Regions from separate parts of the Homo sapiens genome. Here region 2 is linked to region 1. A link is an interaction called in ENCODE POLR2A ChIA-PET data of the cell type or tissue named here. Cell type or tissue: PC-3. All regions are shown on one strand.

Region 1 (2,500 bases):
CAGCTCATCAGCCCCAGCCCTCCCTTTCTGATCCTGGGCGTGAGCGCTGGGTCAGCTCCAGGGCAGGAGCTCAGGGCTGGTGTTGACCTTAATGACAGCAGTGGTCTTTTACTGAGCATTTGTCTTGTGCCAGGTGCTGCCTAACGCTCTGCAGTCTCTTGTATAATCTTTACAACCACCTCCTGAAGTGGGTATTTTTGTTGATAGCATCAGTGTATAGGAGGAAACTGAGGCAGTGAGGTCGGTCTCACCCAAACGCATGTGGCAGGGACTTGGATCCTCGAATCTGCCTAGGTGCCTGTAAACCCTAGGGCTCTGGCATCATCGGAGCCCCCAGCCCCAAACAGCTGCAGGGGCACTGCTGACTGGCTCTCTGCCTGTAGCCAGAGACCCAGTGGATGCAGCCGGAGAGGGCCTGGTAAATCTTTCCCCTGAGAGGGCGAGATACAGGTGTGTGCACTTGCAGACCATGCAACCCCAAGGGGGAGAGGGCAGTGTGCCTGTGCAGCCCAGGCAAGGAGATTGCCGTCTGTCACCGAAGCCTTAGGAAGTTGGGCAGGAAGCATGGCTCAGGGAGGGCAGGAATAAGCTTGGGCCTCTCAGGTCACCTTTCCTGAGATGGGGCAGGCAAGGCGCTAGAGAGTATGACTTGTGGCTGTTAGGAGGGGACTTAGGGACCTGGGCCTGAGTGGAGAAGATCATCCTTGGGTGCAGCAAAACAGCTTGCAAGATACATTCCCCTGGCACACAAGGGGTGTAGGTCAGGCCCCACCCAGCTGGGTATACTCCCACTCCAGAGTAGGCCTTCAGGACCTGGAGGCCAGTGCACACCCACCCTGCCTTTCTGGGTCTCTCTACCGCTTCCTGTCCGGGGCTGTTTCTTGCACCTCTGCTGGTGTCTCCCCTATTCTGGAGCGCTGGGAAGCCCCTGCCACACAGGCTTGGTCTGCTGGCACATACCCTGCTTCTAGTGCTGCGGGGTCAGCCCCTAGAGGGAGTTGTTTGGAAGTGCACCTGTACACACACACACACACACACACACACACACACACACACACACACACACACGGTATGGATTAATGGAGATGAGGTCAACCCTGGGCAAAGGGAAGAGGCAGGTGATGAGATTAGGTGGAGGAAGGGGGAGGGAGCAGGTCTCAGGCAAAACAAAGCGGCAGCAACAGTCCTCCCAGCCCCCCGCCCCTCCTCTCCCAGAGCGAGGCCTTGCCCTGGGAGCGGCCATATGGATGCCTTGGGGACTCTGGGGAGCCCATCTCAGCCATGCCCTGCCTGGCTGGCCACAGCCCTGCCAGCCCTCCTGAAATCCCACCGGTAGTGCCCAATAGCCAGGCAGGCCTTCGAGTGTTCCAGTTTATCACAGGCTGGTGGTGCCACTGGGCTCCAGGCCCCATGGGCAATGAGCTGTGAGCTGGACAGGAAGGGAGCAGCCTCTGTGGGAAGAGACAGCCAGCCCCCAGCAGATGGTGGTAGAGAGAGCTCCACGTGGCCCTAGCGGCAGGCACTACAGTCAAACCTCTTGGGTTCAGATATTCTTAGAGCAAGCCCCTCACTTCTCTGAGCCTCAACATCCCCATCACATCACAGCGTCTCCCCAAAGTGTGTGTGTGAAGATTAAATTGGCTGAAGGGTGCCCAGGACTCAGCAGTGGACCTTGTGAGAGCGTGCAGGGCACCAGGGCTTCTCAGACAAGGAGAGGCAGAAGGAGGGAGCGCATTACCGCATTACCGTTTCCCCCACCCCCGCCCCAGTTTGCTGTGGTGTCACTTTTTTTTTTCCCTTTTTTTGTTTTTGGAGACAGAGTTTTGCTCTTGTTGCCCAGGCTGGAGTGCAATGGCGGGATCTTGGCTCACTGCAACCTCTGCCTTCCAGGTTCAAGCAGTTCTGCCTCAGCTTCCTGAGTAGCTGAGATTACAGGCATGAGCCACCACCCCCAGCTAATTTGTGATTTCGCTTTCTGCAGTTTCAGTTACTCATTGTTGGGGCTCAGAAACCAATACCCCGAAATATAGTGGTGTGACATTCTGAACTGAAGAAGCCTTAAGGTCTCTCCGACCAGACTCCCACAGGCCCCCCAACCCTTTGTCTCTTCCAAAGCATACAGTGAAGTTGTTCTCTGAAGTTCCTCATCTGCCTTAAGTCTGGACCCACCAAAGAAGAAAACAATGACCACTGGTCCCTTCCCGGAGTTTTCTCTGACTGAACTGCTGTCACAGGAAGAAAGACTGAAGCCTGCTCACATACCTGGACAGATTTTGCAAACCGTTGTCTGCTCTGTGAGCCCAACAGACTTTGTCCCAGGCCACTGTATGTTCTTCAAGCCCACTGAATTCCCCTGAAAATCATTTACTAGCCCCCTGAAATTACCCACACTTCCCCATTGCTCATCTGTACCCCATTTCGTGGTGGGGCAGTCACTCTGATTTCCCCTTGCATGCTAATGAATGTGTATTCCATTTCTATTCTGCTTTCATGAGCTGAC
Region 2 (2,500 bases), 170 kb after region 1:
TTTTAATTGTTGGCCACTAATTTTTAAAAAATTACATTATAAGCCAAAAACATGCCTACAGGCCAAATCCAACTGACAGGTCACTAGTTTGCAACCTGTATGTTAAAGAATCATGGTTCATCTACTATTCTTTTTCTTGTTTTTAGTTAAATCTTCCCTCCAAGCAGAGATATGTTGTTTTTCTATAATATACCCACTTAAAGACTCAAAAGACTACCAACAACTGCCATTAAACATCTCTCTTTTAAAAAGTAATTTACTATATTTGCATTTTGATACTGGTTTGGGATGGGAAAGAAATTCATTTTAAATTTACAATTACTCTTGTAATCACAGCACGCTGGGAGGTCGAAGTGGGTGGATCGCTTGAGCCCAGGAATTCAACACCAAGTGAAGCCCCATCTCTACAAAAATACAAAAATTAGCTGGGTGTGACGATGTGCGCCTGTTGTCCCAGCTACTCAGGAGGATAAGGAGGGAGGATCACTTGAGCCCAAGAGGCAGAGGTTGCAGTGATCCAAGATCACACCACTTCACTCCAGCTTGGGCAACAGAGCAAGATCTTGTCTCAAAACAAAAGAAAACAAAAAAAGAAAGAAAGAAAAGAAAGAAAAGAAAAGAAAAGAAAAGAAAGGAAGGAAGGAAGGAAGGAAGGAAGGAAGGAAGGAAGAAAGGAAGGAAGAAAGAAAATGTACAATTACTCATGAAAAAAAGTAGTTATCAGTAGTTATTTGTAGAGCACCTGCAGTGTGCCCAGCACATTACTAAGCATTTTCACACTCTAGTTTTCACGAAAGCCTAAATTACCTTGTGAAGTTGATATTATTATCTCATTTTACAGACGACTTGTAATAGTTCACAAATTTCTCAGTTTTTCTTTCTCGGCATTCAGAATCCAGCAGAAATGGTTGGTTAGGGTTGCCTTTTGATAGGTATCATCAATCAATGATAATTACAACCATCTTAAATCACAGTAACAAAAATGCAAGGTAAAGATTTTGAAGGACAATATCCTTTGAAAAAAACAGCTAAAACTTTAACTCCTTAAGTTCTCCATTTTCACTAATGTTCCCTGACATCCCTTTAGTAGTCAGTTATTTTCAAGACAAGTAAAATTGAAGTCAGCTCTTCTTTTTGGTTAATATGTTCCTTTCCAGAATCTCTAAAAACAAAGTCTTGCAAAAACCAAAGCTTTTTTATTAACATAACAAGGACTAAAGGAACACCACTGACTACTGACACAAGGCACAGTGCTCAGCTCACATGCAATAAAACAAGTCGGATTCCCCACTCACATGAGCTTACAGTTTCAGTTTCTGAGAATGGAAACAGATCTGAAAGTAATTATGGTAAGTGCAACAAAGGAGATTTAAAACAGGATGCTGGATAGCTTTCACCAAGGTGTTTAAGTAAAAAGACATACTGGGCAAAATCTCAATACAATTGGAAAGGTAGAAAGACAAACTGCTCCCTTACAGTGAAGTGGTTCCTTTAAGATATTACAAGGCCTGAAGTCTTACATTAACATCTTATAAATACACAGTTCTACTCATATTTTATATGTCCTAGAGATTCCATGTTTAAGCCTTTAATTTTGATCTTTTAAAAGCCACTCATTTTTCTGTAAAACATGCATAAATAATAAACTTCAGTATTTTAAAAAGTAAAACCCTCATCAGGATTTAAGTTCTAAGGCTCAAGGAACATTTAAGTAATTAAAGCAAATTATATATTTATAAAAATAACAGACAAAACCAATAGCATTTATCAAATAATGTGGAAAGGATAATTGTTAAAATGCTACTTTTATTGATAACATGTAAAAACTTAGTATTAGTTTTTTAAGTATGGAAATTGTGATGAATGGTCTAATTACTTGGTTTTTGCAAAGATATAAAATGTCATACGGTAGTAAGCTACAAAAGCTAAGTGCCAAAATGAGTCATAATTCCCTAGTAAAAAAAAATAGGACTAAAAAAGGAATACCTCTAAAAGTCTTACAAATATGCTTATATAAGAATGATACAAAACATCCATGACCTTAAATGAAGAGGATGTGTCAAAAATGTCTTAATCTCACTAGCAATTAATATATCAAAATAATAAATAGCAAATAGACAAAGTTTTGAACACAGTCTTAAGTAAAAGATTCAAAAATCTCTCCTAAGATTTATCTCCATTTTCCCATTTCTGAGGCTTACCTACATCTAATTTTTAAATATATAAATATATTCACTTAATAATTTAAATGACAATATCCTACAGCAACCAACCCAATTCTCACTAGTCACTTTCAAACATCTTCCGGGTCTCATGCATTAACAGATTTCTTGACATTACAGGGAACCACAACTCAACCTTTTTGGACCTTTTTGGAACAAGGTCCATATTTGAACACACAGAAGTACAGAAGAAAAGCCCTCGATGGTACCTGAAAATGCTATACAATTTGAAGAATTAAAGTTCAAATTCTGGCCGGGCACGGTGGCTCACGCCTGTA

Evidence for each region. ChIA-PET counts read pairs that join two places held together with the same protein. Peaks named below come from ENCODE experiments on the same cell type or tissue, not always from the same donor. Only the 100,000 strongest peaks of a DNase experiment are listed, where the experiment ranks them.
Region 2: POLR2A ChIA-PET joins it to region 1 with 7 read pairs; 2 of 35 experiments call an interaction of 5 or more read pairs at or near these places.

The regions. Positions count from the first base shown.
Region 1 is chr10:86,965,719-86,968,218 of GRCh38, reverse strand. It overlaps ADIRF-AS1 (ADIRF antisense RNA 1), which reads left to right. Exons shown (of 2, transcript NR_170185.1): 2 at 1,891-2,500. Among named protein-coding and RNA genes, the nearest start is that of ADIRF, 1.5 kb to the left of the region's middle. RefSeq lists enhancers at 298-1,050, 1,031-1,210, 1,051-1,804, 2,061-2,380, 2,451-2,500. In PC-3, CTCF peaks have their summits at 1,274 and 1,474 (motif pointing right); a DNase peak (open chromatin) is centred at 1,458; H3K4me3 peaks cover 595 bases; H3K27ac peaks cover 255 bases.
Region 2 is chr10:86,797,640-86,800,139 of GRCh38, reverse strand. All of the region lies in intron 1 of BMPR1A (bone morphogenetic protein receptor type 1A), which reads right to left. Among named protein-coding and RNA genes, the nearest start is that of BMPR1A, 42 kb to the right of the region's middle. In PC-3, no CTCF peak of the experiment used is centred here; no DNase peak of the experiment used is centred here.